Linked DNA regions of Homo sapiens: region 1 is linked to region 2. Evidence: read pairs that join two places in POLR2A ChIA-PET (ENCODE). Cell type or tissue: MCF 10A. All regions are shown on one strand. Links, peaks and the distances in the headings refer to the core of each region. The heading gives the core; the rest is flanking DNA.

Region 1 (12,818 bases), core at 4,385-6,884, 280 kb before region 2:
GTATTTTCAGAGACTACAGCAGCATCAAGTGGCCCCCCAGCGATTTGGGTTTTCTTCTCGGTTAATCTACACTCTTTGGCCAACCGTGAGAAAACTTGTAAGAAGGCATCAGATGTTTGTGCTAAGGTGCGTGTAGTATGGTCAGAGGAAGAAAGAAGCAGGGAAAATGGAGTGGCCGTGGGTGGGAGGGGAAGCAGGGAGTGCAATTTCGGGTTCACTACACAGCTCTCCATAAACTTCTCCACTGCTGGCTTCCCACGGATCCTCCTATTACACTGGGCAAAGTGCAGAAATAGATCAGGCGACCACTGCCTCCGTCCATTTCCCAGGCACCCTGTGAGACCCGATAATGCAATACAGGTCAGCAGAAAAGTCCAGACTTGACATCCCAACGTGCCATGGTCTGGTCTGTGAATGAAAATCACATGAGGTGACCTCTGAACTCTAAGTGGCTGGTTTATGTTTTCAGTGTATTAGGCCCGTGTTTTAAACAAGCATGTGCTCGTAGTGTAGGTTAAAACTTTCTGTTGTCTTCATTAATTATGCTGTGTTCTAGTCTATTAATATTAAAGAATATTGTGTTGCATAATGACTAATTTTTTTATTTTTTGGAGACGGAGTCTTGCTCTGTCACCCAGGCTGGAGTGCAGTAGTGCGATCTCGGCTCACTGCAACCTCCGCCTCTCGGATTCAAGCAATTCTCTGTCTCAGCCTCCGAGTAACTAGGACTACAGGCGCCCGCCACCATGCCCAGCTAAGTGTTGTATTTTTAATAGAGACGGGGTTTTACCATCTTGGCCAGGCTGGTCTTGAACTCCTGACCTCGTGATCCACCCGCCTCAGCCTCCCAAAGTGCTGGGATTATAGGCGTGAGCCACCACGCCTGGCAACATAAGGACTATTTTTTAAAGTTTTTACAATTATGACTGTGAAGTTGAAATGTCTAAATTATTAGAGATCCAGTTTAGATTACTAAATATTTATGTCTAATTGAGATGATTAGACTTAGCCAAAGTATCCATGTAGAAGTATTAGAGTCTAGATTGGTGAAAAACTTGAAAAAGCTTGGCTTAAGTTCAATAGGTAATCCAAGAGTAAAAACAGATTCCAATATCAGATCTTTTCACCATAGTCATGTTAAGTTTGGAAGCCCTACTTGAGTGTTTCCAGTTTTTTCCACATTATATTGTGTCTATATTTGATTCAAAGGCAGGGCATCTATTGTCTTGCTTAGGACTGATTCACTGGGAAAAGCCACTGGAGTTGCCTATTTCCACTCAGTATGCCTCACTCTTAGAGTAGCTTCCCATGGTTCCCAGGCAGGCCCTCCAGTGAGAATGCACCAAGCCACACGCCATGGCCTGGGAAGCAGTCCTGAACCTGGAGATTGTCTTGATGGAAAGGAAGAGGCAGCCTTCCCCTCCCAGGAAGATAGTAGAGAGCCTGCTCTGACTTCGCTCAGGGATGGAACTGGTCTGGCTCAGTTCTCTCTCCTGTGTGGGACATGAATCACTCTTGGTGGTCTTTGCTTTTTATTTGGGCTTAAAATCAGCAGACTTTATTAAATGACACCTCTCTCTAACCACTCTCTGTCTGGGCGAAGTTTAACAAGAACAGCCTCCCCCCATGTGGTATGGGTTGTAACTGTGGCGGTTTCCCTCTGCTGTTTTTGGTTACAAGATGAACATTATCTGAACACACAGAAAGAAATCTGTATTTGGCATCCATAATGGAAAGTCAGTTTAGTAATTTAAACTTAGCCAGTTATCATCATCATAATTCTTTTTAACACTTTCAAAGTCAGCATAGGAGAAGTGTATTGTTGAATATTACAAAATATTTAGGGCATAGATAGATGTGCTGTGTAGTTTGATTTGTTAATGTGTCTAAGCAATCAAAGCAACAGAATTCAAATATAAACCCCATCACTTCCAAAATAGGAACTCTGTTTACTGACTTGATTATAACATATGGAACTCAATTGTTTTCCATTAAAAAATGATACTATTAGGAAACTCACCCCATTTTCTTTTCATATATATTCTGCTATTTGCATAATTGTCTGGAGTCCATATGTAATATTAAATGTAAAACACAAATGCCATGTAGCTGGTCTGTTTCTTCCTCACCTTTTGGTTCCTGGCCTCCTGGGGAAGGGTTGCACATCTGAGCCGTGGTCTCAGATGACTGCCTCGGAAGAAGCCTCTTCCCTTCAGGCACCACTGATGTGTGCTTGGTGTGGAGCTAGACTTTCCCTGGCTCTCCATGTGACGCTCACATGTGCGTGTCTTGATTTCCCTTAACTTCATGGCTTATCTATGAACAGCTTGATTTGGGGGAAAAAAATGTGTTTCCCAATGCTGGAGTTATAATTGAATGTGCTGCAGTCAAAACTGAAATGTGTGCAGAGAAAGGGGGCTTTTCCTGTCATGCTCATTGGGCACCAGTGTGTCTTCACCTGTTTTGTGTGTTAGGTCCATGCGTCATGCTGAAATGAAGAACATGGGATGTATGGGGCTTTGGACAGTGCTGAGCCAAAAGCAAGTGCTCAAAAGCAGCTGTGTTTGTATTATTAGTGGTTCTGGAGGTGGCTGATTGCCTTGCATTTTAAGTAGAGAGGGATTGTAGAAGACTGCCAATACTTAGAACTTTTTCCAGAGAGGAAGGGTCAGAAACTGCATCTGCAGGGCTCCTTGCTCTCCAGAAATGCCAGTGTGCCTGGGAGGGCATCTTCAGAAATCCAGTCTCTCCTCCTCAGTGTGTCCTGTACCGACTCAGTGGTTCTGTCTTCAGAATTCCTATCATGTCTGTGATCTGCAAATAGTGGTATTTAATTTGACTTCAATTTGTATAAATGTTAGCTTCTATTTGTTCATTCCTATTTTTTGTTCAATTAATACATTATTTATTGAGCATCTACTCTGTGTCAGCCCCTTGGGTGTTTAATACTGAATTAGTCACATGTGGGACTTGCCTGCCCTCAGGGAGCTAGACTATAAATTCCTAATGATCAGTGGTCTCCACTTTTCTGTCACTCATAATGTCTGGCACAACATAGGTTACTTGAGTTGTTACACTCACAGTACTGTTGTTTGCTGCCATGGTGCTTTAGGAAGTGTGAGAGTTCCCGGGAGGCAGAGTCAATAATGCAGACTACACGTAGTGAAAACATGGCCAGGAGAGCTGTAGTTCAGGCTCTCAGCTCAACTGCACTCTGTCCACTGAGAAGCCATAATTTCTTCACTTAAAGTGACTGTGCGCTATGGCTGTTTATATATACGCTTAAAAAGTAAAAGCTGCTAAACCACTCAAGGATTGGGGCCTTTTGTATTGATTTAATTAAAGGAACAATCATTGTTTTAATGAGCTCTAGAAACAATTACTTTTGAAGAGCCGAGGATCAAATTCTTGCCTCACGTTTTGCCACAGTGTGTTCTGAAAGGTGAATTAATGCTTTTGGAATCATCAGGAATAGTGAGCTTTGTCACGATTTACTTTTTACAAGCGTATCTAATATGCATATTGAAATGTGAGCCTCCCCACCACACTTCCGCTTTGATAAGCATCCCCCGGATTGCCGTCACTGACCATTATAGATTTTTAACAAAGTTGGACAGTACACACTGAATGAAAACTTTACATCAAGGAAGGCCTGGCGTGTTTGTAAAATGAATTAAAAGGCTCATTAAATGATTTATATGACTTACGCCTTCTGAAAATATGGCCTCAAACACAGAGATCCCCAAAGCCACACCGACCCCTGCGTCCCATGTTCTCGACCTCACCGCATCAGCACCAGCAAGACCTGTCGCTGAGACGGTGAGTGATGAGAGTCAAGAGGAGTGACTTGCATGGCCTGGGAGGAAACCTCCTGTGAATCTTTAGTTAAGCAGGAAAAAAAAAATCCTCATGAAGGAAACAGGATCTTGGGAGCATTTTGAATGAAGAAGGAGCTTAGTGAGCCAAACTTGAGACATAGGGTGTAATGTGGGAGAGTTTTAAGATTTGCAGAGATGTACAGCTTGGGAGGGGGTGTAATGCATTTTCTTAAAAGAGCTGAATGAATGGTTGAGGAAATGGGTACATCTGGTTTGGTTAAGGATCCTAATCTCTGAAGCCTGGGATGCCCCCAGGGCTTGTAATTTAGGAATACTTCCCCTAATAGTAGCTAACCCTTATATAGTGCTGTCTGTGCAGGCTACAAAAGGAGCAGATTAAGGATAGAAAAGGTTTGGAGTGTATGAGAAACCCTAGGCAGGAATTGACTCCTGGTGTTTGTAAACCTTAAAGATGTCCTAAAAAGGTCAAGGAATAAGACAGGAGAAAAAGGAAATGTCAGGAAGATGATCAATTTAATGTTTATGGAATTTAGTTTGTACTTACTGCCCGGCATCTTGCCTGAGGTTTTTAACCTCAGCAGCACATCAGAATTACTGTGTGTGTGTTGGAGGGGCTGGGGGAGATAAAGAAATTAGCCTCATCCCAAACATTCTGATTCAGTCTGTTACTTGAGAAACTGAATTGTGTTTTGTCCATAAAGAAGATGAAATTGTCTACAGAGAACACATTGCCATTCACAAGGTTGAGGGGATACCACAGAGAGGCTCCCACTGTGATTTGCATTTGTCAAAAGTTCTAGAGAATTCTTCAACAGTACACACATGGTTGTTTTAAATATATCATTGTTATAAAAATTCGTTTTGAGTTCTGTTTCACAGAAAGTTTTTTTGAATGAATGAATGTCATATATCCTTGCTAAAGGAGCTCAGTTAAAAAAAAAGGGACCATCCTTCTCTTTTGGGGGTTGTACAGTAACACATTCCCAAGAAAGAGGTAACAGCCACATACATTTTTCTTCCCAATAAAGAGTGTGGGTTTTTAATATGAATCCATAGTATGATTTCTGTTATGTTTTGTGCTGCTTCATAACCACACTCATGCACTTTTCAGAAAATTAATACCATTCATTAGCATAAATCATAAACTATTCCCTTGGTATGGGTTTGAAATTGGGGGTGCCCTATCATCCTTGCTTTATCTCTTAGTGAATTATGACCCTGTAGTCATCATGGCTGGTGGGCGTCTCTGGTTAAAGAAAGGGTTGGATTGGAAGGATTCAGAGGCGATTCTTTGTTCTTAGGCTTTAATATTTTAATGAGCCTGCAGGCTTGGCTGCTTACGAACGAGCTGAGATTTCTAAGTGTGTTGTTAGTGTTAGCACTTGTAGAAGGATGTTCATTAGGAAGTTCTTGTTTCAGTTTTTCAGAGAAACTCCCCATTAAGAAAGATCATTCAGGAACATGGCTACCAAGAAAGAGGAAAGGGAGGAGGGAGGCTTTCAGCTATAAGCATTAAGGGGATATTGTATCAGTAGTCTTAGTTCTAAAGATTTGCTTCTGAGAATTAATTGGAGCAAATACATCTCAAGGGAAGAAAAAAAAAGATTTATAGGGCAGGGACAGTAGTTGTCCTTGCAAGTAGAGGACACTTCATTTTGCAGCTGAATCAATACCACAACTAATTATTTCTGGTTATCTTTTACGCATTTGTAAGACATTGCTTTTGTTCAGTGTAATAAAAAACCCATTGTTTGATCAGTGACTGACTAATTATGATAAGTAATTTGAAACATTCTTGATGAAACTTGTCTGTTAATTAACATCAACAGCACAGGGAAACTAACAGGACAACAAAGTATTAGTGGATCCACTGTTCCCTCCAATTGACGAGCTTTCTCTGTGGCATGCCCAATAAACTAAAGCTGCCAATGGTTAAAAAATAACAAACATGTGGGAGATCTGACTCACCACGGAGGAAGAGTTATGGTAAAGTTACACAAAGGAGTACTGAAATATTACAAGCGAGGGGGTGGTAAAGAAATGTCAGCAGGTAGCCTGATCCTACAGCTTAGAGTAAGGAAAGTGGTTTCTTTCTGTCTTTCCTTTTTCTTTTAAAGCTTAATTCCAAAATACATTCATCCCATATTGATCTGAAGTAAGAGACTTTTGATAAATTAAAGTGTGAATCTGAAAATGTGTAGTTTGGGATTATGGGCATTGCCTGGCTATCTTGTAACTGTCATTAATACTGTTAATTTTTATCAACTCAATGGCTTTTTTTTCTTATGCTTTTAGATTTCTACCTGGACAAGGACTGGTACTATACCCACAGATAGGAGACAAATTGGATATTATTTGCCCCAAAGTGGACTCTAAAACTGTTGGCCAGTATGAATATTATAAAGTTTATATGGTTGATAAAGACCAAGCAGACAGATGCACTATTAAGAAGGAAAATACCCCTCTCCTCAACTGTGCCAAACCAGACCAAGATATCAAATTCACCATCAAGTTTCAAGAATTCAGCCCTAACCTCTGGGGTCTAGAATTTCAGAAGAACAAAGATTATTACATTATATGTAAGTATAATTTTATTCATTTATTTTATAGAAATTAAGATAAGCTATATAGGTTTGTATCAATTTTTTGTTTCCTTAAAATTATTGTGACAAATAATTTGATGAAAATCTATGTGGAAAAATTGTCCCCCCCCCCTTTTTTTTTTTCAAAGAAAACTTCATTGAATTTGGGACCCTGTGCTACCAGTATTCATTAAGTATACATACCCAAAGAGAAAAAAAAACACTAGAATTCTTAATAGTATTGAAATAAATGTATTATATGAATATATTCAGCATCTCTACTGACAAAACCATTTTTAAGGACCATTGGTGGATTTTGATAGGTAAATCTTGTGCATTGCCTTTTCTCTTCACCCATCCATCCATTCATTCACTCATTCATTTCGTATTTATTCTGTGCCAGAGACTGTGCTTAAGGGCTAGGGATTCAGCAGTGAAAGGTGGTAAAATAGCATGTTTTCCTCAAGAAGTTAACAGTCTAGAGAAGATGGAGCTCATAAATTCGAAAGATGGGGATGACAGGTCACATTAAAACCAGATTCAGAAGAAAAAGACGAAACTTGGTTTGCTTAGTACATTACTCTTTTTTGCATACATATATATAATTTGACACGCTGTTTCAAGAAGAGATGGTACGTATCCCTTGGGTCATATCTGAGGCTGACTTGTGAGGATGTGAAGTCAGCTGATGAGCACATTTGGAGCCCACGCCTACTATGTGCAGATCTCTCGTCAGCGTCATTCCCAGGGCCCCAGGTGGTGTTAAAGTCTAGGTGACTCAGACAGCTGTTCGCGTCATTCAAGCAATGAAGTCTTTTTTCTTAATTTCTTTGGTTTAAAATTATACTCATAATTAATTGGGTTGAATTTTCCAGTGGCTTGGTTACCATAGACTTCAGTTTATTAGGGAACTGCTATCTGCCACTGGTTTATTATTTGCCCCAAGGTGGACTCTAAAACTTTAGGTAGGAGACTCTTGGTGATCAAACTGAAACTCTTGCATCTCAACCTATGAGCCGCACTTTATTGTTATTTTATTTTTTTAGAGACAGGGTCTAGCTTTGTTGCCGAGGCTGGCGTGCAGTGGCATGATCACAGCTCACTGTAGCCTTGAACTCCAGGGCTCAAGTGATCCTCCCACCTCAGCCTCCAAGTAGCTCGGACTACAGGCATGTGCCACTGCACCCAGCTCAAGAGCTACACTTCAAAGCACAGAATGAAAACCTATTTTTAAAGCCAACTTGATACATAGAGTAGCTTACCAAGAATTAGTAACAACAACAACAAGAAAAAAAAGAGAGAATGTGGTAGAGTATATACTTAGTAAGGAGTAATTATTATAAAATAAAAGCATTCTGAAATGAAACAGGTAGATGGGGTGGCCAAGTATGCAGCATAGTAGGGAAATCTTTGAAAATGTAAAATAGTTACCAGGTAAAATAAATGGAAACTTTAAGCTTTTGGAAGCCTAACAATGTATTTATATTAGTAAAGACTTTATTTTTTTATTTTATTTTATTTTATTTTTGAGACGGAGTCTCTCTCTTTCGTCAGGCTGGAGTGCAGTGGCGTGATCTCGGCTCACTGCAACCTCCACCTCCTGGGTTCAAGTGATTCTCCTGCCTCAGCCTCCCAAGTAGCTGGGACTACAGGTGTGCGCTAATTTTTGTATTTTTAGTCAAGACGGGGTTTCACCATGTTGGCCAGGATCATCTGGATCTCTTGACCTTGTGATCCTTCCGCCTTGGCCTCCCAAAGTACTGGGATTCCAGGCGTGAGCCACCGCGCCTGGCCTTAGTAAAGACTTTTAAAGTAAGACTTTTTCAGTGAAAGCTACTGTTAGGCATGACATTTACAGGCAACTGAAACTGATCAGATGCATTTATTAAGAAGGTTAATGCCCCTAGGTGGGGTGGGAGAAAGAAGGTCGTGGTACGGGAAGAGGGGACACACTAGAGATGAGATGCCCTAGGGCAGTGAACGCATGTCCCTAATGCGTGGATGCAGCCCACGTCCACCGATAATGCCGACACACCCAGAGTCTCTCTTCTTACTTTAGCTTATGACTTCACGAAGAATGCTTTGCAAATTCTAAGTTCGCACTGGGCGCAAGTGGAATTTTAGTAAACATTAAGAGTTTAACCTTTAGTGTGAAATAATATGCAAGATATGCAAATAATTGTTTACCAACATCTCTTTGCTTAATGTGGTGAGCATTTAATAATTGCTTTTTATTAATACATGAGAGATTTGTATTTAGAAGCAGTTTAATTTATAATTATAATATTAATCTACACAATAACGACATCTATTATTTTCTTTTTTTGGAAACTCTTCATACCACACTAACAGGTTCATTGCAGTTACTGAACTACTCTGGCCATCAGAGCTCTCCTTAGAGTTACGATTTACCATGCAAAAGCATATGGTAGCCTGGGATAAATGAATCTTTCTTAATACAGAATTGAGGGTCTCAAGTTTGAAACTACGAGAGGCTATTTGAATGTTGCTTTGGGGGACTGTCATAAGGGCTGGGTGGAGGACTCAGGGCTAAGAAGTTTGCCAGGAAGTCCAGTTGAGACTTTCAGCAGAGTTGAAAGACTTCCACGATGGCGTAGGCAGAGGAAGGCGTTTCAGATACTTGGGAAAATATAGAAGCCAATTTCTCACCCACCCTACAGCAAAGCTCATTGATCTACAAGTTTCCCTAGAAAGGAAATGGGAAATGCAGAGAACAAATGTTAAAATAGTTTTAGAAATTAATATTGACTTTGTATTGCTTCTGCATAAGTTCCAAGACACCAAAACAATGAATGGATTTTAAAAAGTCACTACTTTGCATATCAGACAAATGCACACACACACACACACACACACACACACACACACACACACACAGTCAAGCTCTGTACTGGCTTTTTTGAGAAGGAAAGTGTTTGAAGTTAGTAATTTTTATATCAGTACATTTATAAATAGTGCTAGGTAGCATGACGGAAAGTATTAAAATTTACATGTATATTTTTAACACTTCAAATCGTTGGTTCACTTTGAGACAGTAAATAATATTAGCATTTGAGTTCAGCTTTAATAAATTCTACATGGGTTTAACCCCAAATCTGAGTGTCTAGTTGGTAAGCGCCTTCAGAACGAGCAGTGTTATAATAAATATGTTATTGTGTGCTGGTTTCTTTCCATGGAGAGGAAAAAGAGACCTGATGCTTTGGAGGAGTGCTTGACTTTTCCCCAGTGAGGAGTAGTCCAGAGGGACTGACTTGCATTGGGGAGTACCCTACATGAACAGCATTTCAGAAGAATTAAACCAGGAACCTAGAGTCCTACTTGCTAGTCCTGCTTCCTAAGCTTAATGAGAAAGTCAATTTTATTTCTTTGAACTTTAATTTATTTCCCTAAAAAACGCTTTTAGTATTGTCATTGTTCTGGCTAATGATGGCGGTCTCCTCCAGTTTCAAGCCACCTTAGGGCTGGGCATACAAATGCAATATAGGATCACTTGTTAGTGTGGTTTCAAATGGACATGATCCTCTGTAAATTCTTTAAAAACATTTAATTTGATTTGTGGTGTTACCTGCTTTAAAATATAGTCATCACACTTGTGAGTTTCAGACGTGAATATGAATTTTTAATTTGAACTGTATTTTTAAACACACTAAGTATTAACTAAGTCCCCTTAGGAGATATGTGGCAAACTGATATGCATCCTCATTCATTCTTCTCATAGATGGTTATTTGTTTTTTAACTTGTGGCAAAATTATATATGAATGGTCACCGACTTAAAATAGTTCCACTTAAATTTTTCAACTTTCTGATGGGTTTATTGGAGTATTAAATGTATTTTCAATTTAATGATATTTTCAGCTTACCTTGTGCTTATCAAGTATCAAGACATAGCCCCACCTAAGTCATGGAGCATCTGTATATGGGTTTTTATTCTTGTTTAGAATTGACTTTTTCAAGTGACCTATTTCAGTAATTAGCCCTGGGCCTGATTTGCATAATGAGATCTCCTAATCTTCAAGTAATGCAAAGATGGAGATATTATGGCCATGTGGTCTGAAGAGACCTTTTCTTTATTATGTTCAGATCTTTAATTGCCTTAAAAATAGAGTAGCTAATTTACCTAACCTCTAGTTATTTTATTATTGTCTTTAAAGTTTTTTTTAATGTTCATGAAATAACTGTTCTGAAATTGCCTATTTTCAAGGGAAGCTGTGTCTTAGACTTACTAAATGCTCCAGTTGATACTGGGAAAGCCTTCTTGTGTTCGTAGCCTTTATCCGTAGAGTTTTCTTTGCAGCATTTTCTGTGCCTGGTTTAGTTTCTTTTCAGAGGCGACACCCAGAGCTGAATGAGTCAGCAGGTTTGGTGTGTCGACCCTTTGCAACAGCTGTCCTTACGAAGGTTCTGTGGGCTGGTTATTCTACCTTCGCATAAAACCTTGCAAAATAACCCACAAAGAGGTTTTCGTCACACTACCAAAATCATGTGAGTCAGAGATGGATGAAAAATGAATGCCATTGTGTTCATACTTTTCCAGTGAACAGTAGCTACAGCAGAGCTGTTAGACAAAGAAAACCGTATTAATGAAGCGCCTCCCAATTTAGCTTCATATGGCTTTTGCATTATTTTGCTGCAAATCCATAGCTAAGACACATCTTGTGGCATAGTCCGTAAGTCATCTTTCCGAAGGACTGTTTGATTAAAGGTTGTTCTGTGAGATCCACCCTGTGTTGTTCATGGCATCCTCTTGGAGGCCTCCCTCACTCTCCATGCCTTGGCAAAGTCTTCCTTAAGGAACACTGAACAAGTCTGGAGAAGCTGCCATTTCTTAGGGCCCTCATTGGTTCAGTTGTCTATAGCTTTTTATTTTTTATTTTTTTTTTAATAAAGAGTATGTAAAATTGGAAAGCTTCACAAACAGCTTTGCTATTTTTTAGACATGTACTCCACTTCTAAGCAAAATCACAAAATAAAGTAAAATGCTTCCACAAATATAATGAAACAATATTCTTAAAGAATCAAAGCAGAAGAACTTCAGAGTCTGTTGCTTATGTTAAGCATATATTTGTTTTCTTCTCTGCTTTTGATTTACTTATTTCTGGGGTGTAGGTTTGGCAAGTAGTACTGAAACGTACTGAATGCACTGTTCTTTAGCAAGATAGTTACAGGAGCTTTCAAATGTCCTCTTAACATATAGATTTCTTTTAGAATATAGAATAATGTGTGGGCTGTATAAAGCGATTATGTGCTTTATTTGATGAATTATTTATGTACGATAAATGTAGCAAAAGCCACATTTCCATCATTAAATGTAATCCCATTTGGTGATACAGCAACATCAGCCTGTCATTTGGGTCCTCTGATTGAGGGGTGAGGATTTCTGTTTGATACCTTGTGCATAATGGCTGCGTTCAAGCATTTAAACTCATTTTTATTTCTAACCTACAGCTGTCATCTTTGTAATAGGATATTCATCAGAATCTTGCCAGAGACTGTGCATTTGGGATCTTGGGGGATACAGCACCACCACCACCCTCCCCCTGTCCAAGAGAAACAGATCAACATCTTAGGTTGAGAGTCTGGGGTCTGGAAGACCCGAGTTCCTGAGTGCCCTTTGACAAGTAACTTAACCCCTGTCTGCCTCAGTCTCTTCATCTGTAAAGTGGGGATAATGACAGCACCTGCTTCACAGGGTTGATGGGAATCCAGATGTGGTGGGATATAGAAAATGCTTATTACTTCCACCTTTGACACCAAATACATATAACTAAGAGTTAACTTTGGAGCAGGGGAGGAAGTGTGAGGCTCCAGGCTGGAGGCAGACCTGTGTTCGGCTGCAAGCTGGAGAGGATGGACCCCAAAAGCTTGGCTGATTTGAAGTCCATCCATAAAATGGAACTCCAGAGAGTTTACACGTTTCAGTAATGCTGCATAACTTAATTATAAGATCTTCTCTCTTTGTCTTCTTTCAGTGTTATAAAAGCTCTTTTGTCCTTGAGCTTCCTTTACCAAGAAACATGCATTTATGTATCTTTTTGTTCATGGAATTGCCCAAGCTTGTTAGCAGATCCTTTGTAAGACCCAAAAGAGACAGACAGGGGAGGAGTCTTCAGATACATATAATCATTTTTCCCAATTTCCATGTTACCAGCCTTGCCAGGACTTTTTCTCAGTTCCCTGTTACACAATGAAAATAGTGTCTCTTTATTGATAATTTTAGTAGCATCCTAATGTGGTATAAATCGTCTTCCAGAGAAGAAAATGTGTCAGGGTTGCGTTATCACTGAGGCTAGCTGGGAAAGTAGATCAGCCCATTAGTCTGATAATTCGAAGCGTTGTTTCTGTTATTTCTGAACATCATGTGAACTCCTTTTCTGG
Region 2 (12,818 bases), core at 6,478-8,977:
TTATCCCCATGTTATAGATGAGGAAATTGACTCTTGGTGAAGCCAGAGGATCAACAAACATCGTACAGATACTAATGAGTTGGTAGCAGGTCAGATTCCATTATCTTGAATTCACAGCTAGTACTCTTTCTAGCAAAGGAGTGATGAACCATGAGGACAAGCTTCATGAGGACGAAGATCATGTGTCTGTTTTCTTCTTTGCTGTATTTCCACAACTTAGCATTTGATGACCCAGAGAATGCACTGTGTAAATGTGAACTGATTCACTGATGATGTTCAGATAATTATCTTTCTCTAATTCTATAAAGTTAAATATTTTTGAGAGAGAAGAGACATCATCATTAGGGAAGTGCTTATCTCCAGGGAAATACTCAACTTATCGAAAAAGGTGCTGGCACTCCAATACATTATAGTTTTTTATTCCGTCAGATTTTTTATCATCAAATGATTCCATTGAAAAGTGTCATTTATACTCCAAAGCCCAGGAAATAAAAAAAATCTCATCTGTCAATGAAACATAAAATCGAGCCTGAGTTTCAGTTCACATTTGCCACTTTAAAACGTTCCTGAAAAGAATAAATAAATCAACAATTATATGTAAAGATGAGAAACAGCTTAACTTTGAGGAAAAAATAAGCATCTGGTAGGAATTTGGATTCACTGTCTCTTTCTTGACCTATCTGTATCCTATCCCTCCCTCCCGGTCACCTTCTTGCTCTAGCCACAGCTGTTTATCATTTATAAGCTCCTCTGACATGCATTGTCTACACTATTTGGTAGGCCAGAACAGAGACTATATGTGGCTGGGATAAGCTAAGCCTATTTTCCGGAAGCGAAAAGAGCAGAAAGTTAGAAGAACCCGTGCCGCCGAGATTATGGGGAGGTAGACCCCACAGGGCCATGGTTGCTAAGCCTGGGATATAAAACGAGGGCTTTTTTCTTTTTTTCTTTTCCAGAGAGATCAACTGCTGAGTCTGTTTATGGGAACTAGAACAGAAAGTACAGGAAAGATATCCTCTCTTTCTTACAACCTGATCTAACTCATTGTGGAGATGCTGAGAGCCTGCTCTGGGGCTTCCTCACGTTCCTGATTGAGAAATGAAGGCCCTGGAGCCACGAGGCGGCAGTGTGTGGGGAGGGGCAGCACAGATCCCTGAGGATCCCAGAGGCAGACGCTTACCAGTGCTCTAACCTGTACTGGATTTGGGACACGCTGGTGCCTATCACAGTAAAACCGGCCATTTGGTAAAGTGAGGCAGAAGGCGAGGGCCTGAACTTAGCTCCTCCAGCCCTCTTGCAGTTGGCTGGGATCCAGGAGCTCATGGTCTCTGGGGACAGTTGTGTAAAGTAGCTGATGATGCTGGTTGGAGAGCTTGCTCAGGGCATTGCTATAGTCACAGAGCAGGAGGCCTGTGGGCTAGGGATGGCATGAGATACTCAGGCAGACTTGGGTGTATGCAACAGGGCATGCAAGCCTTCATGGGGGCTGAGCCAGGGGGTGCCCAACTGATTTAGAGCCAGTCCAGAAGGAACAGGCCAGAACTCACAAACTGTAGGCATCCCCACCACTGCAGGCAGGCAGAGCCATGACCACAGCACCAGGAACATTTTTGCCTTAAAGGCCAGAGAGGGCCAGGCATGGTGGCTCATGCCTATAATCCCAGCACTTTGGGAGGCCGAGGCGGGCCGAACACGAGGTCAAGAGGTCGAGACTATCCTGGCCAACATGGTGAAACCCCATCTCTACTAAAAATAGAAAAATTAGCTGGGCATGGTGGCCATGCCTGTAGTTCCAGCTACTCAGGAGGCTGAGGCAGGAGAATTGCTTGAACCCGGGAGGCAGAGGTTGCAGTGAGCTGAGATCATGCCACTGCACTCCAGCCTGGTGACAGAGCGAGACTCCATTAAAAAAAAAAAAAAAAAAGAAGAAGAAGAAAAAGAAAGGCCAGTGAGGACCCAGAGAAGAACATGCATGAGACTCCCCGTGGTGACCGCAGCAATAGCTGCCATTGTTGGGAGCTGTGGAGGGGTAATTCTTTAAGATATTGAACCCGTACCTGAGAGCTTGTAAACTAAGAGGAGATGGAACGAGAAGCATGAAAGGTATGATTAACTGGCAAATTTGTTTCCTTGCCCTCAGTGGAGTGAGAGCATGCAAGGAAGATGAAATCAATTCTAGAAAAAACACAGAAACCTCACTTTCTTTGCACGTGTGAGTATATTAAATTCATTTGCGTCATGTAACATGTGTACTGCTTTGGAATTAGAAAGTGAAATGAAGGATTTTGTTTTAAATCTTGAAAATATTATCCTTAATCCTGTAAGATCTCAGAGGACTGTTAACCCACTTTACAGATTGTGCCAATGACTAAAAGAGCATTGGAGCTTGACGGTTTGTTTACTTTTCTATGGTTTCTGAAAAAAACATGCTTCACACATGGATTGCCCATGCTGAATGTCTGGGAACTAATCAGTCTACTATATGTGGTTATATTTATGTTTGCATAGCTATTACATATGATAAAGGTATTGAACAAAAAGATATAGCTCTAACAAGAAGATATAGTCCTAGAGCAGAACTGAGACATTCATCACCAGGGTACAACTTTTCGACCCTGGTGCTGTTTCCAGAGTGCACTCTGCAACTGGATGTTACATCCGTGTCTGCTTTGCTCTGTCCACTTCTCCTGTTCACTGCTTTACACTCTGGATGGTTAATAAATTAACAAATTCTAATTAGGTTAATTTAGACACACCAGCCAAAAGAATCATAATTTCCTTCAAAATAATAGAAAATATTATTGATTTGCAATGTCTCTTTAAAACCCTAACTTATTAGATGAGATAATAAATATCTGGTATGTGAGAGGGAGGACCTACGTATTGGAGAGATTTTTGATTGATATCGATAAATGCTACTACCATCATCATGGATCAGTACTTACGGTTTGCAAATGAAAATTTGTCTATACCAACTTAAGGTAAGTTTTGCACCAGTAAAAACACAGTTAAAAGTAGTGAATAATTCTGCTTTTACCAGTCAAGCCAGTTTGCAGGCTAACTAGCCTGAGTTACTTGGTTAGATTAAGTCACATCATTCAATTGAATTAGGATTCCTATTACAAGCAGAGAAATCCCTTCAAATGCCTTTCATCAAAAGGCTGCTTTATTCATATTGGGGTGACCTTTATTTTCCCTCCCTTTCCAGGGGAGAAAGACATAAAAGAAATACGAGTTGGCTTATCCATTCTGCCCTGGCGGATTGCTCCCCATTTGCTGTGAGCTGGAGTGCTGCCCTAGCTCCGGCGCACCAATGCCTCCGTCACACAGAAGCAAGGCCAGGCAGGGCAGCGTAAGTGAGTCTGGAGATTAGCGAGGGATTTTTAAAAGCACCAGAGAGGTGTTATTAATCCTTTGAAAGTGTGAGCCTTTCTGATATGGCAGCCCGACTCCTGGGAGAAATTGCGCAGGCTTCTGTGTACTTGATAAGGAGCACATAAAGTAAAATGCAATGAACTTAATGACCCAGAAATTATTATTAGAGGAAATTAATACCATCTTCAGGAGATTTGTGGCACTTAACATAGCATTTTGAAGGAAGTAAAGATTCTTTTATATCAAGCTGCCTTTCATTTTAAGTATAAACATGTGCATTTGCATTCTGTAATATGAAGATTAAAGATCTGGCTTTGAATTAGCAAAGATTATTTAGCGTCGAGACAGGAGCTCACAGGGCAATTGTGGGGTGGGTTTCTGAGATACGTGTGCATTCTTGAGATCTTCTCTGGTTCTCTTCTCACCAATCATTTTATATTGTTGGCTATAATTTTCATTATTTCCAAAGATATTTTTCAGAATCAGACTTTTTTGTTTTGTTTTTGTTTTTGTTTTTAACAGGAAAGAAGTTTTAGTCGATTACTATTCTACGTGGCTATTGCAGCGCCGCACAATACACACATCCCTGTCCCTGAAGCCCATTTGTCCCCTCCACTCAATGTCAGTTCATCTGTTGAGAGAGGTGACGAGAAGGGAGAGTCTGTAGAAGATATGATTTCCCTCGGCGAGTTTTCCCCTTGTCAATTCCATCGTTTCCGGATTGGGTAGCCACCACCACTTTCATCAGGGGCTGAGAAATGGAGATGAACTGTGCTTCCATTTTTATCTGTGCTGGAGATGGAGGCCACAGTCCTGCTGTCATTTTCCGTGAGTGCTCCCCCATTGCGGCTGGTAAACCTCCCTGGCAAACAATCCATCTTATGCATGGAAGCATACAATTTTAGAGCTAGAAATAACCTAAAACATAATTTAGTCAGAGGCCTTCATTGTATAAAAGAGACTCAACCTAGAGAAATTAAGTGAGCTACTCAAAGCCATACAGGTAAAGGCAGATAAAAGAATGAGAAAGCAGATTTTTCTTATTCCATCGAGATTTATTATTTTTTAAAATTTTTTTCTGGGACTCTACCCTTACTCAAGTTTCAATTAGCCTTTTCCAACAGGGTGACTGAAATTATTTTAAAACGGTAGAGTTATATGAGATAACAATTTTCTCTTGTAATTATCTTGCATTTGTTCTCTTCCAAGAGACAAGATGGTGGTCAGGGGAAGGAGCAGCAATGAGCAACAGGGACAGTCATAGGTCCTGAAAGTCTTCACTCAAGAGACCCAAGTGCCTTTTTGTGTGAAATCTACCACCTAAGTCATTTCCTAGAGGCCTTCATTCAGAGGGGAGATTAACAAACCCCTATGACTCTTCATCCTTTTTTTATTCTAGGATAGCTAAGATCTGCAAGTCTGATGAGAGGAGATTGGGTCTATTTATTATACAAATTAGCTAATTTCTTCTTCATGGAGTTTTGCAGATTCTAGGAGTGAACTCATATGGAATAGAACCAAGTTTCTTGCTAAGGAGTCTGAAGAGTGTCTTTGTCAAACAAAATTAAGCCAACATATAATTGTCATTTGCTTTATTCTTATGGAAATTGAACATTAGCATGTGCATAATTGATCTGAAGTCCAGACACATCAAAGACATTAATCTATGTATGTATCTATGTGTTTTTAATCTAATTATAAGGAGCTCCATATGTTATTACTCAAAACTTGCTTTTGCTTATTTTATTTTATTTTTTTAATTAAAGGAAATGTCTATTATTCCATGCCCCTGTGTCTGGCTTTTAAAAATCTCTTTCCTTTTTTTTCTCAAATGACCAGAGCTGCAGTTATCAGCCTCTCTAGGGCTCTTGAACTGAACACTTATTCTTTTAAAAATCATCAACACGGGATCTGTTGCCAAGAAGAGAAGCCAATTCTTGTCTCCATGCTCTAGGAAGTGTTTTCTTTGTAGTACTGTTGGCATGGAGGTGAAGAGCCTGGAACTCGATACTGAAATCTCAGTAACAGAGCTGCCACTGGGTACAGTTTATTTTGGAATTAAAGCAAATACATCCAGAAATTGTACTCAGGATATTCAAATACGAGTAATGAAACATTGTAAATGTAACCACAACTATATCTTATGGGAGATCAATAGAGAACTAAGTGTATTTGCTCTATTAGCACAAAGTATACATAGATATGCTATTACATCAATAATTTTACCGAAGTAGGAAAGAGTATTCAGAAATTAGAACAAAAATGAACTGTATTAACTGTAATTGACTGTAAAATATTTTAACTTCATAAAACCACATATATTATCAGACATAGTTAGATATTTGGTTCTTATTTCTTCTGATGATTACAGATTAAATAAGAATTCTTATTTTAACAAGACAATCAGAAAGAGAGATGTATAAAGGAGGGGCTGAGGGCAGTTCTAATATAACCTGAAGAGTTGTGGGTTCTTTTATGTATTTGGTATGTGTGTAGCTCTGTGTTTTATGTATACATGATGTAGAGAAAGTATATGTTTCTAATATTACCTGTTAGTGTTCGGAAAAAAGTGTTACAAAATATGGCAAAATGTTCTTGCATATGTATAATTCTGCAAAAGGTGAACAGATGCTTGTTTTGGTAGATTTTCCCTGCTTTTGCTGCTTTTAGTATCGTTCTTCTAACCTGCTTTTAATAGATGTTGCTAAAGTTTTCTAAGATAAGTGAATTAGTATTTTCTTTTTCTATATTGATGTTAAAGCTGTCTTTATTTGAAAAGGGAAGGTTTATAAAGTTGAGATGTGTTACTGGAGTTACAGATGAGATGTTTTAGGTTGTGTGTGCTTGGATGTGTGCAGAACGCTTTTTGCTTAGGCACCTAGGCAGTTGTTGTGGATTCATGTATGTGTGCTTATGTGTGTGCATGCATGTGTGTACATGAATGTGTGACTGAAAAAAAAAAACATTTCTTTCTGGGACCGTACGCCAAGAACAATTTTAATAATAGCTTTTATATGAACATTTGCATTCTTACAACTAATTTAAAAAATCTGTGTTTGATCCCCAACTGGATCACGCTGTATGAAGACTTTTTTAGTAAAGTATTTTTAAAGTTTTAAACCCAAAAAAATGTTTGCTACCAAAAAAAAGTCTGTATAGCCAACTGTCTCTTAAGAAGTCTTACATTACAAACTTAAAATGTCTAAAACAGGACACTTGATTCCCCTACAGCCTGACCCTCCTGTAATCTTCATCATCTCAGGAATGACACCAGCACGTTGTTCATATGATTTTCTTTTTTTTTTTTTTTTGAGACAGAGTTTCACTCTGTCGCCCAGGCTGGAGTGCAGAGGCGTGATCTCGGCTCAGTGCAAGCTCCGCCTCCCGGGTTCACGCCATTCTCCTGCCTCAGCCTCCCAAGCAGCTGGGACTACAGGCGCCCACCACCACGCCCGGCTAATTTTTTGTATTTTTAGTAGAGATGGGGTTTCACCATTTTAGCCAGGATGGTCTTGATCTCCTGACCTCGTGATCCGCCGGCCTCGGCCTCCTAAAGTGCTGGGATTACAGGCGTGAGCCACCGTGCCTGGCCCACATGTATTTTTAAGTATACATTTTTGTGTGTGTGTGAAGGGGAGTGATCTGATGCGCAGTTGCTGGAAGCTTATCATAATGTGGTCACAATTTTCACTATGAAGTAGTTCTCTAAAGGAAGGTCTTTGTGTAAAGACAGACTATTAGAAAGTTTTTCATGACTGGTGGTACTGATTTGCATACTTTTGTGTATTCATGAGTACAATAATATTTATTGACAGCCTACTGAGTTTCTGGCACTCTCCTGAGTACTGGGAATACATCTGTCAATTGAACTTAAAACACATTAGCTGTGATATAACAAAACAAAATGAATGAATGTATATAATCTCACTATAGTCAACCGTATTACTACCTTTCATGTTGAGGACACACCAAAATATTGCAAAATCCCTTTCTATTATTAAGAATGCTTTATTTTGAATAGAATAAACTTAATAAATTTAAAAAATTAAAAGAGTAGAAAATAATCCAAAGGAATCTATAAACACATATAAGCTAGCATGGTTATACAATGTATCTATATGTACACATGTCAGGAATTCAGAGTAAATGCAAGAAGATGCCAAATTGTGAGTCATTCTTTAAACAAACATACTGAGAGTTGGTTTTCTACACTACATGCATTTGGCATGCCTACTTGTTGGACATAGTCATGACAATTTCTTGTTTCTTTCACTCAACACATGTAATTGAGTGCCTATGGCGGGCACTGGGCAAGGTGCTGGGAAGAAAAGTTGGGTTACACACATTCTTGCCCTCCTGGACTTCATGCAGGAGTTGTTTGATTTCATTATAGAACCATTTTCTGGGTCCTAATGTCTACTTTTCAGAAGCAGACATTTCCCATTGCTTGTAGGATGACCACCTCATACACATGGTCACCGTCATCATCCACCAAGCTCAGGACAACCATCTCATCAGGCTCCATCTTAAAAGAAACTGTGAGAGCCCTTGTCTTGTGAATTAGCTGCCTCTTCAGCAATATCTCTGGTCCTGATCCTGAGCACTGGCCTCACTGCGAGGTGTTGTGGGTGTTCTGTTCCTCCTACTTCTGAGGCTCCCTTGCCTGGATTCTCAGAAAACCAGGTCTTAGGCAAGATGTGACCCTGAGCTGTGCAGCCTTATAGTCGCAGCCCTTACCTTGCCAGGTTTTAATGTCCTTCTGTGTACAACAAAGCATTTAAGGAATTTTAGGGATCCCTAGGTTCCTTAAAAGGTACTTCCTGTCTTTCAAGCAAGTGAAAGGAAGATGCAACCCTGTGAAGCCAAGACGGTTTCCAGAGCCTGGGAGCCAGGTGTGTGTTCCCACGGCTGCCTTGTGTCACATGCCCATGATGAGGACAGTGTGATATTTTCACCAAAGCCTTTTCCCACCTCACTGCTAGGCATTGAAATGTTCTGAGTTCATCACAGCAAGAGCAAGAAGGGGTCTTAGCAATTAATCATTCATTTGATAGACGAGGAACTTGGAGTCTAAAGGGATTCAGGCAGAAGAACTTAGCTTTTGACAACCAATCAGCCTTACTAAATTTAAACAAATAGGATTTTTAAAGTGTAAAATAATTTATGGAAATACCTTTAAGAGTATTACTCTCTGCCTTGTTTCTTAGATCAAAAAGTAACAAACTTACTTATTTTTGATATCTCAGGGATATTCTGCTATGAACGGAATGTAGTTGTGAATGGTACTGTCTCTGGAGATAGAGCTGGGCTCACGTTGTGGCTGTATCACTTATTAGTTTCATGATGTAGGCCACAGTGTTTAGTCTTTCTGAGCCACAGCATCCTTACCTGCAAAATGGAGAGAATAATGATTGGTATCAATCTCACTGGGAAGTTGTGAGAATTAAGTGATACAATGTGCATGTGAAAACAGTAGGATGCCTGACATGTAAGTGGGATTGCTATTGGATGCTTTTATTATAATTACTACTATTATAATTTGGATGTCACTTGGAACTTCTCTGCCTCTTGGGGATTTAGTTTGAATATTTAATTCCACAGCTGGGGGAAGCTGAAGTTTTTCTCTTAATTCCTGTTTTATCCCAACCCTACACTCCCTCCTTAAGGTGCCTCTGTTTCTACTCTTCTGTTGATGGATACCATCTTGTTTGGCTTGCATTTACCTTCTGCACATTTGCAGTGAGCCAAGCCTTTTATAAAATTGTCCCTTTACTGAAGATGTGGAAGTTCACAGAAGAGGGATTGTGCCACACTGTGTGGGTCATGACTTTCTTCCTTCCCACTCATGTTCTGCTTCTCCCAGGGCCCACATGCCAACATGTGCCTTAGCTAATCCATGTAGTTCCTGAATGGGTAATTGATTCCCTCTGTCTGAGAGTTTTCCTCTGGAAGAGTAGACCCAACCAGGAGGACTTTCTTTCTTGGTCCCCCTGGAATGCTGGTGAGTAAATATTCTCTGTTGTTACCTTCAGTTCTGTCATTAGACTACACTGCACTTCAGTAGACCACATTAAACTACTCAGATCATAGTGGCTTCCATATTTGCCCCTACTCCGAAGGAACGCCCTGCTTCTATTTCAGGAATTTTCTTTGTCCTCTGTTACTATCAGCCAGCTACTTGTTGATGTGAGTGTGCCACCCCTTGGGGTGACCCCCGCTATCTAACATGATGCTTTCAGCCTTTGGGGCAGCAAAGGCCGAGGGCATTAGAAGTGTGCGTAAAGCTCTCTGAGTGGGAGCTTCTGCTCCCTCCTTCGGGGCAAAATAAATAAACCTTAGTACCTGGGCTTTATGGCAATTCTTTTGTTGGCTGAGCCACAGTTTTTCTTTAATTCCTGTTTTTCTATATCACTCCAGCTAGCAGAGGTTGACAGATCAATGTAGTGTTAAAGATATGTAGCAACATTTGTCTGGCACTATTGGAAAATGAGGTGTTTTCTATAAATAAATTCCAGGTAATGGGAGCTCATCATTTTAGATACCGAAACCTTTAAACATTTTAATAATGTTGGGTGGAGTGCTAAGACATTATGTGGCTTAAAATCTAGAAAATAATTGATGCATACAAATAGGAAGGCAGAATAACAGTGGATAAGTATACAGACTGGAGTCAAGCTTGATTCACAGGGTTCTGCCATTTTTCCATCCCAAATGCAGTGCACAGCATTGAGCCCAGTAATACATCTTGTTTCATATGCTTGATTTGAAGATGTCATGCCCCTCCATGCAAAGTCTTAGCATAGTGCCAGGCACTTTTTACATGCTTACTATCCAGCTCTTCCTGGCCTTATTGTTACTGTTAACTTTTTTTGTTGTTGTTTTTTTCTTTTTGAGATGAAGTCTCGCTCTCTCACCCAGGCTGGAATGCAGTGGCATGATCTCGGCTCACTGGAACCTCCGCCTCCCAGGTTCAAGCGATTCTCCTGCCTCAGCCTCCTGAGTAGCTGAGATTACAAGTATGCCCCACCACACCCTGCTAATTTTGTATTTTTAGTAGAGACGGGGTTTCTCCATGTTAGAGACGGGGTTCCTGCATGTGGGTCTGGTCGTGAACTCCCAACCTCAGGTGATCCGCGTGCCTCGGCCTCGAAAAGTGTTGAGATTACAGGCATGAGCCACTGTGCCTGGCCCAACATTTTTTATTTTTATAAATCAACAATGGCAACAACAACAACAATATAAATAACCTACCAGGCAAAAAGTAAAAACAAGTAATTTAGAAACTAAATAAAATGTGGTAATCATTTAAAAGTTTATTCAACCTCACAAATAAACAAATAGTTCAAATTCAAATAAAAAGATGTATTTTTTCACCCACTAGAGAGAAAGTCCAGATGGAATTGAAAATAGATGAGCTCTTGGCTGGGATGGTATTATTGATGGATAATTTGACAGCATTTATAAATACAATTCTTTGACCCACAATTCAAACTCTAAGACATTATTCTAAAAGTGTTCCTGTACAACTATGCAAGGTGTGTGTAAAATATTCTAACAGCCAGATTGATTGTAATTACAAAATTGTTTCAATTTTGTTTCATTATTATAAGGAAGGCATTGGTTACGTATAGTCCAGCATGTCTATCCATTGGAATATTATGCAACAACAAAAAGTGATAAACATGTATGAACTGAATATATATTTGCCCACAGCATGGTAAATGAAATTAAAAAGCAAATTGTAAGGAAAGGTAACTTTATGTGCAAAAGGGAGTTTTAAGAAAGATCAACCCTTATTCAACCCAATCAGGGGTCATCTTTGGAAATGAGCTTCAGTGCTTAGATAGGGAATAGACATTTCCTTTCACTTTATATAGTGTTGTATTAAATTTTTTATTATTTAAAAAAATACAAGTTTTTATTCCTCTTCTATGATTGAACCTATAATGTATTAGAAATAAGCATTCATGCGTTATTGCCTTAAAGAGAGTCTATGTTTTAAAAAATGGTCATTCTTGATATTGTGTATTAATACAAAAATATACAACTCTTTATTTTTACCCTAAGCTGATGCTTTTCCAAGCCTTCTACATCCCACAGCTGGTTATTAGAATGTGATAATCTTGGAGTCAATATATGGAGGTAAGAATATTTTTTTGAAATTAAAATATTTCAAAGTCAATATCATTACCATGTGTTGTAGATTATACTGTAGGAAATATTTCACCTGGTTACTGCATCTGTCTTGCTAAGAGATAATGTGATTCCTAAGAGCATTTCCTCATCCAGTTGTGTTCTGTCTTCACACTTTATGTCTATTGGACTGCGTCAGATTGACTCACATTACAGCTGTTCAGAAAAGGTGCTGAGTGTTTTTTGACTCTTTCCAAAGGTTCTAGGTATTTGGACTCAAAGTGAACCCTAATATCATGAGGAAATTTTTCTCTAAAGTTGCGTTTAACATTTGAAGAAGTTAAGCAGGGGAGTAGGTTGTGTTCACAAACAGGAAGGCTCACCATGTCCCAGTGATGATGGTGGCTAAAAGAATGTGAGTCCATTCTGTGCATTTGGCCTTGAAAAGTCCTCCTTCATGTTTGTTCTTGAAGTTAAAAAAAAAGTCAATAATACAGAATCAACTTACTTCATTAATAAATCATGAAATTCAATATGTCACAAGAAAGCATGACTCTTGGCTATTAGACTGTTTGTACCACAGTGAAGTCATCTTCAGGAGTCTTGATATTACATCCTTGACAGTATTTGTTATATTTCAACTTTAAAGAGATAGGTTCAGACTACTAAAGACACTGAATACATTACTTTAATATATTGCTGGAGCAAATGCTTGACATCATACAAAAGATAATGAAAAAATGTTTTGGTTTCATTATTTGCTTAAAAGATTGGTGTGAGCATCTTGATTGCAGATAGCAAATCTACTTAAAACCAGAATTTCTCGTAGCTGATTTATTCATATATTAAAAAGCAAAGGACAACTGTGCATTGAGTGGCTAGATTGTATTTTGAATTTTATTGTTTTCTCCAACACTGAGATTTATTTTTGGATCACTGTCTGTCCTTTGAGAATGGTAAATACTATGTAGAGTGGCATTTGGTCCAAAACTTCTATGCATGAAACGTTGATCTTCCTTACACACTTACGTTTGGAATTCAGTTGTAGTAATCATAGCATATTTTTTCTAATTTGTACCTTGGCCCATAAAGGGAACTCCCATTTATAAAACCATCAGATCTTGTGGCTTTCCTCTGCATTAGCTAAATTAAATATCTCTTCTCATGCACTTTGAGCATTCACTGAAAAAGTGACAAAAAGTTTTGAGCACTTTTCTCTCATATATTTGCTACACATAGGCTATGACATAATTCATGATCTACACATCCGTGTATTCACCCAACTATGAAGCAAAAGGTATGCAAGCATG

The links. Peaks named below come from ENCODE experiments on the same cell type or tissue, not always from the same donor. Only the 100,000 strongest peaks of a DNase experiment are listed, where the experiment ranks them.
Region 1: POLR2A ChIA-PET joins it to region 2 with 5 read pairs; 2 of 35 experiments call an interaction of 5 or more read pairs at or near these places.

What each region holds. Positions count from the first base shown.
Region 1 is chr13:106,506,129-106,518,946 of GRCh38, reverse strand. EFNB2 (ephrin B2) reads left to right here. Exons shown (of 5, transcript NM_004093.4): 2 at 6,135-6,418. Among named protein-coding and RNA genes, the nearest start is that of EFNB2, 23 kb to the left of the region's middle. In MCF 10A, for the core only: no CTCF peak of the experiment used is centred there; a DNase peak (open chromatin) is centred at 5,806.
Region 2 is chr13:106,225,389-106,238,206 of GRCh38, reverse strand. LOC107984626 (a long non-coding RNA gene) reads left to right here. Exons shown (of 4, transcript XR_001750000.2): 4 at 3,898-6,224. Among named protein-coding and RNA genes, the nearest start is that of LINC00460, 140 kb to the left of the region's middle. In MCF 10A, for the core only: no CTCF peak of the experiment used is centred there; a DNase peak (open chromatin) is centred at 7,566.